Regions from separate parts of the Homo sapiens genome. Here region 2 is linked to region 1. Evidence: chromatin contacts called from ENCODE Hi-C or POLR2A ChIA-PET data. All regions are on one chromosome and are shown on one strand. Each heading gives the region's core, a stretch centred on a gene start or an enhancer-like site at or near the end of the contact. The rest is flanking DNA. Distances are from core to core; before and after follow the strand shown. Region 1 holds the start of MRPS23 (mitochondrial ribosomal protein S23). Region 2 holds the start of SNHG25 (small nucleolar RNA host gene 25).

Region 1 (6,079 bases), core at 854-3,353:
CCCACCTCAGCCTCCCAAAGTGCCAGGATTACAGGCGTGGGCCACCGTGCCTGGCCCAGAAAAAAAAAATTCTTAAATAATCATTATCAATACTGACAAGGATAAAGTAAGAACTCTCAGAAACTGCTAATCAGAGTGTAAACTAAGACAACTACTTTTTTTTTGGTAGAGACAAGTCCTGCTATGTTGCCCAGGGTGGTCTCAAACTCCTGGGCACAAGCTATCCTCCCTTATGCCTCCCAAAGCACTAGGATTACAGGCACAAGCCACCACATCCAGCCTGTGATTTCTTTTTATGCTTTCTTTGTGTATCTAAATTTTCTACAAGTAGCATGTGTTGCTTTTATAATAAAAGAGGAAGTATTCTTGCCACTGAGCTTAAGAAAAAGAAAAAAAAAGAGAAAAGGGATGCTAAAAAAAAATAAAGAACACATGATTTTCCTTCAAATTCCTAGTGATTGTCTCTCTCTGTCGCCCAGGCTGGAGTGCAGTGGTGGGATCTCGGCTCACTGCAACCTCCACCTCCCAGGTTCAAGCAATTCTCCTGTCTCAGCCTTCCGAGTAGCTGGGACTACAAGCACCCACCACCATGCCCGGCTAATTTTTGTATTTTTAGTAGAGACGGGGTTTCACCATGTTGGTCTGACTGGTCTCGAACTCCTGACTTCAGGTGATCCGCCCGCCTTGGCCTCCCAAAGTGTTGGGATTACAGGCGTGAGCCACCGCACCCGGCCTCTCTTAGACTTTCAAGCATCCTTTCATCTGAGTGGCTTCAAAGAGCCGGACTACTAGATCCACAGACCACGTTCCTCCTATCTCCACTCGTGGAGAAGGCCGGCATAATGATCACCATAAGCTTGGAGTCAGAGATGTGATTCCCAGATCTGCCACCCTCCTATATATTTAGTAATTACAAGAAGTTAGCTAATTTCCTTGAGCTTCGCAGTCTCCTTGAATAAAATGGAAACAAGAATGCCTTCCTTACAAGTTAGAGTAAGGCCTTTAGAGAATGAGATAATGCTTGCAAAGAGCTTAGTACAGTGCCTGGCCCAAAGCAGATGCCCAGAAACATGCGGCTATAATTGCAATGATCTTTCGGTTGCTGGGCTCCAGATTCCACTTTTCAGAACTTCAGTTTCACTATGAGGAAGGGGTGCTGCCTCCCTAATTTGGCTAGATAAGCCTTCTCCACAGGGCAAACCCCTGACTCAATTTCATGTTTGAATTCCCAGACTGCTACCGAAACCTTCCCTTCTGAAGTTCTGTTGCCTCCTGTCCACTACAGGGCTGAGCACTCACGCTCTAATCCGATCCTCGTGGTACCAGATGTCTTGGATGGGAGCTTTGGCTTTGCCATATCGCACTCGAGGCCTTTGGAAGACGGGCTCCCTCAGCGGGGGAAAGGCGTCATATACGTCAAACCACAGGGGCTTCTCCTTCAGCACCCCGGCCCGAACCAGGTCCCGAGTCCTTAGGGAGGGAACAGAACGAAACTGGGTCACTTGCAGTAGCCTGCCAAAGCCCCTGAATCAGTCTAGCACAGTTTGGGACATTAAAGGTATTATGCGGTCTGCAACACAGAACGGGGAAGGACTGCTCCCCACCTACAGAGAAGATCTGTCCACATCCCAAACCAAACTTAACAACGCTCAGGAGAGTTAAATCCCTCTATCTTCTTTTGTGCGTCCCACCCACGTTCGGTCACGGAAAAATGCAAAGAGCGGTCTTGCATGACCTGATAAGGAAGGCCCATCAGGCTCTTCCTCCCTTCCTCTTCCTAGAGACCTCCACTCGGGGAGAGGCAGCTGCAATAATCTTTAACATGACACATAAATTCAAGGAGAGGCATCCTCAGGCACAACTATTCGGAGCCAGGAGAAAACATGAGAGGGCCTCACCCAGCTCAGCCCCCGCACCCTGCAATACGCCTCGCCCTGCTCAGGTCCGCTCCAAGGAAGAGCGTGACCGGCTGAGAACCCCAGCCTGGGGGAGGCACCCTCAGCCCACCACGGCTGGGAGCACACACCGAGAGAAGATGCTCCCTACGGTTTCCAGCCGGCTGCCTGCCATGATCTGCGCCTGGTACCGAGCGTGACTAGCTGCTACCGGAACCGGAAGCGGCTGCTCCAGGTAAAGGGCGCATAAGTTGCTGGCCGAGCCAAGGATCGCTGGGCTTTCACCGCAGCCCCTGCGGGAGAGCGGCGCAGGCAGAAGCAAGTGATAGGCCGAACGGGCGCGCTCCGAGGTTACTTGCCAGGTTCAGGCAGGAGCACTCGATAGCCGAGCCAAAAGGGCAGGAGCGAGCCAAAGCCGGACAGAAGTAATAAATGACCGAGCTGTGGGAGGGATTCATCATGATGGTTGCTTTACTCTCTCTCGCCTTGTTGAGCCAACTCCTCTGAAAAGGTGGGGCCGCGCGGAGGAGAAGTAGTGGGGCAGAGCAGGGGTGAAGCGCAGCCTACAGTCCTAGGGGAGCCAACAAAGGCCGAGATTTGAGGTCACCAGCTCTAGGCCCAGGCTGAGCCTAATGTTGTTTAGAGTCACAGACTACGCAGAAGAAAACCAAGGCCGGGGAGGGGCCGTCACTTGCCCAGCGTCGTGCTAGATCTCGGGCCTCCGCCTCTGGCTGTGTAGTGCTCCCCACTAAGCCCCTCGTCCCCGGAGTGCCACCTGCATCCACGCTAACTAGGATGCTGGCTGCAACTCGTGTTTCCCGCGGCCGGTGTCGCGGGCTACCTCCTCCTTGGAACTCGAAAAGTGAAAGTGTCCGGAACAAACAGACGCCGAGAGGGAAACGAAAAAATCTGGAGAAAGTCATCTCTCAGTGTTAAACTGTAAAAAAATATAAACTGTGTGTAGCATACCCTTTGACCCAGTAATCATATTTCGGGGAAAGAACCCCTTAGAAATTAAAGCATCAATTCATGAGGATGTTTGTGCAAGGATCATCGTTGCAGCATTGTTTGTAGTGGGAAAAAAAATCCATCAGATGAGAAATAGCTGGAAAATTATTGTTCATACTTTCTTTGGAACCCTATGCAGCTATTAAAATGAATGAGCTAGATCCACATGTATTTACCAAGGTTAAGGTACATGACTTATGTTTAAATGAAAAACGAAGTTGCAAAGAAACATGTTTAGTGGAATCTCAACGTGTTAGAAAAAAAAAAGGAAAAAGAAACACCTCTATATATGTTTGTGTTTGAGGATAGAAATTCTGCAGAAGGACACCCAAGGCTGTGAACATTGGATATCTCGGAGTGAAACTGCAGGCAGGCAAGGGAGAATTTTTTCTTCCTTTACACATGCTTCAGAGTTTGACTTGTAAAGAGATTGTATTCATATTTGAACTTTTAATCCAATGAATGTTTTGAATCACACACAATGTCTCCTGGGAGCCTAGTCAAGTCATCCTAGAGTCCTCCCACTCTGAGGCTGGTGAAGGGGAGGACGGGACTGTTTGATGAGTAGTTACTGCTTGTGTGTGTTATCTTACTGAATCCACATACCTTCCCATAAGGTAGCTATTAACATCCTCATTATAGATGAGAAAGCAAGGCCTCAGGAAGTTACATAACTTGTCTGATAAGCAACTGATAGAGCCAGCCTTGGGGGGGTGGGGCAGCCAGGGCCCTTTCCAGTGCCTCACAATGCCGCCTAAGCTATGCCTAAAGCTCGAGGCTGGTAGGCTCAAGAGTCCAGCAGAACGCCGCTCCCCACCCGCCCCCCCCACAACACACACACACACACACACACACACACACACACACACGCACGCCAGGGATCCAGTGATTTGAGGCCCAGGGCTAACCTGAGGTGGATTTCACTGCTGCCTCCAGACCCTCTGGAACAGAGAAGAGAGAGCACAGCTCTGGCCCCAGGCCAGGTGTAAAGGCTCTAGTATCCCAGCCCTCAGGAGGTCTAAAAGACCTTGCTCTGGGGAGAGTAAACATGCTCCCAGCTAAATATAGTCTTCCCAGGCCTCATAACAACTTTCTAATTCTGTCCCAGCCAGCAAGCACTATCTGCCAGCCCAGATTACAGGCACACTTCTCTTCTCCCACCAGGAACTGCTACTGTAGGTTAGTGCAGTCACTGCAGCTAAAGAGTTAAAGGGTTTATTCCAAGATCAAGGAGGGGAACCAAAGACGCAAACCCTCAATAGGGGAAGAACTGCAAGGCAGAAATGTTCTCGCTAATCTTGGGGTGGTCCCTTCCTCTTCCAAGCCTTTGAAGTTTCCCTTTCCAGCCTGCTTCTGTGACTGAGAGCAGAATATTGGTGGGCAGACTTGGGGGTACTTTGGGGATAACAGCCTTCTGAGGCTACACAAGAAGTACACACCCAAGAAACATTCATTCATAATACAGGAGCAAGCTGTCGGGCAGCAGGGGGCAGGCAGAATGGACATTTGAGGCTGTCTTCTTGAGTGGGGACCACAGCCGCCCAAGGCTGTGAGGGCCTGGGGCACTTACACCACGCACCACTGTGCCGCGGGAGGTACCAAGGAACCTCAAGTGTCTCATTCAGTTGTTCAACCACCTGCTGACATAGGTAATGTCCTGCTAATCTTACAGATAAGGAAGTGGTGCTTGTAAACTCCCAAAGGCCATGTTCCTACAACACCACTCGGCCTCATATTAATCCCACTGTCTCATTGTAGACGTGCCCACTAATTGCTTCACTCTGAGCAAGTTATGTAACTTTTCGAGCCTCTGTTTCTCCAACTGTTAAAATGTGGAGCTGGGCTCAGTGGCTCATGCTTGTAATCCCAACATTTTGGGAGGCCAGTGTGGGAGGATTGCTTAAGCCAGGAGATCAAAACCAGCCTGGGCAAAATTAGCCAGGTGTGGTGGTGCATGCCTGTAATCCCAGCTACTCAGGGGACTGAGGTGGGAGGATGGCCTGAGCCCAGGAGTTCAAGGCTGCAGTGAGCCATGATCACACCACTGCACTCCAGCCTGGTCAACAGAGCCAAGACCCTGTCTCAAATAATAATAATAATAATAATAATAATAATAATAATAATCTGGATGGCAGTGTCAACTATCTTCGTGGCTTGTTGCAAAAGTAAAAGAGATCATTCATGTAAAGCACTAATCACGGCACCTGGGACATAGTGAGTGCCTGTGAGCAGCAACAAGCCTGATGGCTGTAACAGCAACACGATTGCTGTTGTGCTGTGTCATCCACCCATTGCCACCTGGACTGCAGCATTTTGATAATATTTCATAGATTGCCTTACTGTTTTACTTTCTTGTTAGATGATCCGTTCGTTCCAGAAGCATATAAACACCTACCTGACTATTCTGAGTCTTAGAGAATCCAACGGTCCAGTAGGGAAGACAGAGAGGTAAATACATAAATATTAAGTTATGTGCTGAATAGCTTGTTGATTGTATGAAGTTTGCTAGGCCTGCCCTAACACCACTTGCACACAAAGTGGGTGGCTTAAACACAGATTTATTTTCTCCCTATTCTGGAGGCCAGAAGTCCAAGATCAAGGTGTCTGCAAGTTTAGTTTATTCTGCACTTGGCTAGTTTCTCCTTGCCTTGGAGACAGCTTTCTTCTCCCACGTCTTCACATGGTCTTTCCTCTGTGTGGGAAGGTTTTGTCCTAATCTCTTCTTATGAGGACACCAGTCTTATTGGATTAGGGCCCACCCTACTGACTTCATTTTAACTTAATTACCTCTTTAAAGACTACCTCCTATTATAGTCACATTCTGAGGTACTGGAGTTAGGACCTCAACATATGATTTTTGGGGAGACACAGCTCAGCCCCTAACATAGATCAGTAAGTGCTGAATAGTTCCCATTTGCCCAAGCAGTTCCACACCCACTCTCTGCCGTCCTTCGCCCTGTTCTGTGCCTCGGGAGGCTGGCTTCTGTGGCCTGCATCCACCAGCTCCTTGCCCTCTGCTTCTGGCTGGATTCCAGTTGGTACTGCCAGCGGGCTCCCTCCTGGAACATAAAGTTCTAGAACATAAAATCACAGCTCTCTCACCAGGTTCCAGCCACCGTCCCTCTCCTGCTCCTTCAAGCCTAGACGTAGTTGGCAAGCTGTACCCCTCTGTTATT
Region 2 (5,904 bases), core at 3,095-5,594, 6.3 Mb after region 1:
CCAGTGTGGCCAACATAATGAGACTCTGTCTCTAAAATAAAATTTAAAAACTTAGCGGGGCATGGTAGTGCACTCCTGTAGTCCCAGCTACTTAGGAGGCTGAGGCCCAGGGATCTCTTGAGTTCAGGAGGGTGAGGCTGCAGTGACCCATGATTGCACCACTGCATTCCACTCCAGCCTGGGTGACAGAGTGAGACCATGTCTCAAAAATAAAATAAAAACACATAAATAAATAAATAAATATTTAAAAATATAGGCCAGGTGCAGTGGCTTATGCCTGTAATCCCAGCACTTTGGGAGTCCGATGTGGGTGGACCACTTGAGGTCAGGAGTTCAAGACCAGCTTGGCCAACATGGTGAAACCCTGTCTTTACTAAAAATACAAAAAAAAAAAAATTAGCTGGGCATGGTGGCATGTGCCTGTAATCACCATATTGGCCAGGCTTGTCTCGAACTCCTGAACTTGTGGTCCGCCCACCTCAGCCTCCCAAAGTGCTGGGATGACAGGCGTGAGCCACCATTCCCGGTCACTATTTGGAAATTAACATCATTCTTCTAAATAACCCATGGGCCTTTTCTGCCTCAACTGCTTCCAGGGCACCTGTGGAAAAAGCTTGTGATGAGGTGGGGCAAAAAATAGAAGCCAGTTCTCAAGTTCACCTTTGATTGTACCCACCCTACAGAAGATGGAATCAATTTACAAAAATTTACCAAATTACAAAAATTTATTAAAATGATTTTAGTAAAATTAGATTTAAATTAATAGAAATTGCATTTCTATATACCAGCAATGAACTCTTGGAAATTGAAATTTAAAAATAGTATCTCTCATGTTAGAGGCTTGACTAAAAAAAAAAGAATAAATATAGTATCATTCATAATAGCATTATAAATGAAATCCTGAGGGATAAATTTCACAAAATATATGCAAGATTGTACAATGAAAACTATGACATTGCTGAGGGAAATGAATAAGACTTAAATGAAGAAATATACTGTATTCATGGGATGAAAGACTGAGTGTTGTTAAGATGTCAATTATTCCCAAATTGATCTACAGATTCAATATAATTTCAGGCAAAATTCCTACTGGTCTTCTGTAGAAATTGACAAGCTGATTCTAAAATGTTTCTGGAAATACAAACAACCTAAAATAGTCAAAATAATTTTGAAAGAGGACAAAGTTACAGATCTTGTATATCTGATTTTAAGATGTACTATAAAGCAATGGTAATAAAGGGTAGATAAATAACAGTGCAAAAGAAGATACTGCTTAGAAACAAACCAACTCATATATGGTCAATTTTTTTTTTTTTTACAAACATGACAAGGTACTTTAAGTGAAAGGATATCCTCTTCAACAAATGGTGCTGGAACAAGTGAATATCCATATACAAACAAATGAACCTAACTCTTGTCTCACACTAGACACAAAAATTAACTTGAAAAAGATAATAGACCTGAATGCGAGAGCAAACACTATAAAACTTCTCGAAGAGCGGGCGCAGTGGCTCACGCCTGTAATCTCAAGAAATTTGGGAGGTCAAGGTGGGCGGAACACGAGGTCAAGACATTGAGATCATCCTGGCCAACATGGTGAAACCCCATCTCTACTAAAAATACAAAAATTAGCCAGGCATGGTGGCGTGCGCCTGTAATCCCAGCTACTCGGGAGGCTGGGGCAAGAGAATCACTTGAACCTGGGAGACAGAGGTTGTAGTGAGCTGAGATCGCACCACTGCACTCCAGCCTGGTGACAGAGCGAGACTTCGTCTCAATAAATTAATTAATTAATTAAATTAAATTAAATTAAACTTCTAGAAGAAACCATATAAAAGAAAAATCTGTATTAGGCCAAGATTTCTTAGATATGAAACCAGAAGTACTGTCTATTAAAAAATTGATAAATTAGATTTTCATCAAAATTAAAAATGTCTCCTCTTTGAAAGACACTGTCAAGAAAATAAAAAAGCAGGCCAGGCACGGTGGCTCATGCCTGTAATCCCAGCACTTTGGGAGGCTGAGGCGGGTGGATCACTTGAGGTCAGGAGTTCAAGACCAGCCTGGCCAACATGGTGAAACCCCGTCTCTACTAAAAATACAAAAATTAGCCGGGCATGGTGGTCCGTGCCTGTAGTCCCAGCACTAGGGAGGCTGAGGCAGCAGAGTCGCTTGAACCCGGGTGGCAGAGGTTGCAGTGAGCCAAGATAGTGCCACTGTACTCCAGCCTGGGCGACAGAGCCAGACTCTGTCTCAAAAAAGAAAAGAAAAGAAAAGAGAAGAGGAGAAGAAAAGAAAAGAGCAGGCCGGGCGCGGCGGCTCACGCCTGTAATCCCAGCACTTTGGGACGCTGAGGCGGGAGGATCATGAGGTCAGGAGTTTGAGACCAGCCTGGCCAATATGGTAAAACCCCATCTCTACTAAAAATACAAAAATTAGCCAGGCATGGTTGTGCATGCCTGTAATTCCAGCTACTGGGGAGGCTGACGCAGGAGAATTGCTTGAAGTCGGGAGGCGGAGGTTGCAGTAAGCCAAGATTGTGCCACCGCACTCCAGCCTGGGCAACAGAGTGAGACTGTCTCAAAAAACAAAACGAAACAAGTAATGGAGCAAAGCTTCTGTTGCTCCACATCCTCACTGGCATTTGGTATTTGAGGCATAATCTTAACACATCACAATCAAAGCCAACAGCCAACTTCCAAGCAAGTACATAATACACAAAGCAGAGCTGTGGACAATGTAATTACAACACAACTAAGGTTGAATTAATAAATAAATATTTTATACCATGTTTGTACTTGATAGTGAAAACATCTTCGTTTCAACAATCTGTGGAACACTTATAAAAACTGATATTTTAGGTCACAAAGAAAACTTTCATACATTGCCCAATGCGGAAACTGTACCATAATGTAATAAATGTTGAGATAACGAAAGTTAAAACAGCAACAAAAATAAATAGAGACTACTAAACACTTGTCAAAGTCATTATTGCTTTGGATTAAAGAGGTTTTTTTTTTTTTTTTTGAGATGGAGTCTCGCTCTGTTGCTCAGGTTAGAGTGTAATGGCGCGATCTCAGCTCATTGCAACCTCCGCCTCCCGGGTTCAAGCGATTCTCCTGCCTCAACCTCCTGAGTAGCTGGGATTACAGGGGCCTGCCACCACGCCCGGCTAATTTTTGTATTTTTAGTAGAGACAGGGTTTCGCCATGTTGGCCAGGCTGTTCTTGAACTCCTGACCTGATCCATCCGCCTCCGTCTCCCAGAGTGCTGGGATTACAGGCGTGAGCCACCGCGCCCGGCCAAAGAGGAATTTTTTGAATTTAAAGTCTATATAGAAAATAAGGAAAATAAGAGCCCATTCAACTACAAACCCATAGGGTGAAATGATTTCACTGTCACATACACACACACACACAAAACAATAAATTTTCCGTATTAAGAGGAAAAAAAGGAAAAGAATTCCCAAGGAAAACAGGGAGGCAATAAAGATAACCGGCGACTGTGACTGCTGGTGTACTGTGTCCTCCCCCAGTTAAGCAAACTATCATTCATCCACCTGTATGTCCGGGGAACAGGCTCAATCAACTCTGCGAAGCTTTCCCAAAGTCAGGCTTTCTGTCCTTTGGGCTTCTACAGTAGGCTGTTCATAGCGCTATGTTAGTATTTATTAAAGTTTTGCAATCCCAGGAAGTTTTTCACATCACTCTGCCCTTTAAATACCTTTGTTTACCACTTAGAATGTGCCAGGCAATTGGCATTAATTCACCGAATCCTTACAATTTTTTTTTTTCGCGGTGTGTGTGTGTTGGGGGGGGGCGGCGGGGGGGTATTCCTAATTTCCAGAAACTGAATCTCAGAAAGGTTAACTGAGCAAGGTCACAGAGCGAACGCATCACAAAGTCAGGATGTGGTGCAGATCGGTCCATTTTCAATACAAGCTCTTTCTACCACGACAGGTTATTTTGCACTTGGGGACAGTTTTTAACTTTCCATTCTCAACTCCTATCCTAGCTCCTGGCACAGAACATGTCATCCAAGTTAGGCATCATCGTCGCCTGCTCTTGGTGAAGTTTTCTTTTGCGTACTGCGGAGAGATGCGCTCATTACCAGCTGGCGGTGGAGTCGCTGAAACGCAAATGGATTTGAGACTGAGCGACTCCCATCTCTATGGTTGGTATGTGACCCATCTATCCTCTGGAGGACTCAGCAAGGACTACCAGTCACCAGACAACTTTACGCGCACGTGGTCGCAAGGTGAACTTGCTATTGGTTAATGGCAGTAAAGCCCGCCCATCAGCGCTGGTCTGCTCCTTTAAAAGAACGCCATCGACGCTCCCCTGTCTTTCAGCGCCTGCAGGTTCCGGGAGGTCAGGTTGTATTCCTGGCGGGTCGTCTGGCTGGGTGGGCCCCGGAGGTCGTGGCTCGGGAGCAGGGAGGCGTAGGGGGGCCGGCCTGCTGTGATGACATTCCAATTAAAGCACGTGTTAGACTGCTGACGCGGGTGATGCGAACTGGAGTCTGAGCCTGCCCGAGCGGAGCTGGGAGGGGGCTGGCGGGCGGGCGCGCGCACACCCGCTGATCTATCACTCTCGTTCTTGTAGCTCCCAGCCGAGGACGTCGGATGTCATCGTCCTTGCTGCTTTGCCACCCCATTCCCGTCAATAAAGTGGTTTGAACCCAACCCTGGTGTCGGTGTGTGTCGTTGGCGACGCGCTGTCTTTGAGCCCCCGCCGAGCTTCCTCGTGGCGCCGGGGGTCAATCTGCAGCGCTAGAGCATGTGCTTGCGCATAACTGGGGCCGCCTGGCCTCCCGCGGGCGGCCTTTTTAACCGCGAGCGACAAGAAGTAACCTGACTGTCCGGCTGCTAGGCTGGGCAATTTTCCAGCTGTTTTGCCACGACAGGCCTCAATCCGTAATACCAAGGCTGGAATGGCGTGTTAGGGGGGCGGTGGCTGACGGGGATACGCGGACTCTTGATGCGTAAGGAGTGCCCCTCTGCTCCCATACGTTCCCCAGCCCAGCCTTCCCTGAGTGTATCGCGCGCGCTGTGCCTTCGCCGTGAGTTCGACATAAGTCCCAGGCTGTCGCGTCTGCCATCAGACGCGCAGATTTAGTTGAAGGCAGCGTGGAATGGCGTCTGCAGGGCTGTTGTGTACTTGACATAAACAGATTCGGTGTGGAACTGCATTGAGTTAACTCCTGACTAAAGGGTAATCGACCTGTTTACAAATAACCATGCAGGAGTACTGACAAGCATGGGACTAAAGCTTTGGGCAGGTTAATCTGTCACTCCTAAACAGTTCAAAATTATAGGGCGGTTGTGAAGGTGAATTAGATTTTATATATGGTTGGGGACAACATAGACACCTAGTTACACAGTCCAGATTCAGTGATTGGTAAAAGATCTTCCACAAGGGCTCCAGTGAAAGGTGCATCAGTTCTGAGTACAGGGCAGCAATGGTGGGCAAGGATGCACGTATGCGTTCACTACATGGACATTCGATGAATGAAGGTGTCCCGAATTAACATTATACTAGACAATGAAGGGTGTAAACTGCAGCCCAGGAGCACCACTGCCCTACCCCCTCAGTTACGAACTTTCACTGGATTCTTTAAATGTGGGCTGAAGATAATGGCACATAGTTTGAAGGATGTAGTGAGGATGGCTTTGTAGCCTTAGGACTGGGCAGTGATCAACGCAGTAAATGAAAGCTGCGATTGCCAGGTGAGGGCCCCGGTGCTCTGTACTCATTTTATTGTGCCCCTATCTGAACAGGATTCCGTAGAAATGACTTAGATGCTTATCTAGTATTTGACATTGAGATATTTATTTTGTGAAACAATGCAAGCGATTTTAAATCCCCACATACTATTTGATTAAGTGCAACATGGTACAGTCAT

The links. A loop is a pair of places that touch in the nucleus more often than their neighbours do. ChIA-PET counts read pairs that join two places held with the same protein, here RNA polymerase II (POLR2A). Pooled maps may share reads with other maps.
Region 2: a loop to region 1 is called in a pooled map, with 18 times the contacts of the local background. The contact joins the promoter of SNHG25 here to the promoter of MRPS23 in region 1. A Hi-C loop is called at or near these places in 1 of 168 maps with a recorded cell type or tissue (tibial artery) and 1 of 50 pooled maps. POLR2A ChIA-PET finds 5 or more read pairs at or near these places in 1 of 52 experiments (H1).

What each region holds. Positions count from the first base shown.
Region 1 is chr17:57,847,941-57,854,019 of GRCh38, forward strand. It overlaps MRPS23 (mitochondrial ribosomal protein S23), which reads right to left and starts at 2,104. Exons shown (of 5, transcript NM_016070.4): 1 at 2,027-2,104; 2 at 1,300-1,470. The coding sequence starts at 2,070. RefSeq lists enhancers at 2,085-2,414, 2,090-2,599.
Region 2 is chr17:64,141,626-64,147,529 of GRCh38, forward strand. SNHG25 (small nucleolar RNA host gene 25) reads left to right here and starts at 4,345. Exons shown (of 2, transcript NR_132278.1): 1 at 4,345-4,375; 2 at 4,605-4,684. SNORD104 (small nucleolar RNA, C/D box 104) reads left to right here and starts at 4,453; the gene lies at 4,453-4,532. It overlaps SNORA50C (small nucleolar RNA, H/ACA box 50C), which reads left to right and starts at 4,714; the gene lies at 4,714-4,846. It overlaps TEX2 (testis expressed 2), which reads right to left. Exons shown (of 12, transcript NM_001288732.2): 12 at 5,602-5,904. RefSeq lists enhancers at 4,032-4,586, 4,564-4,773.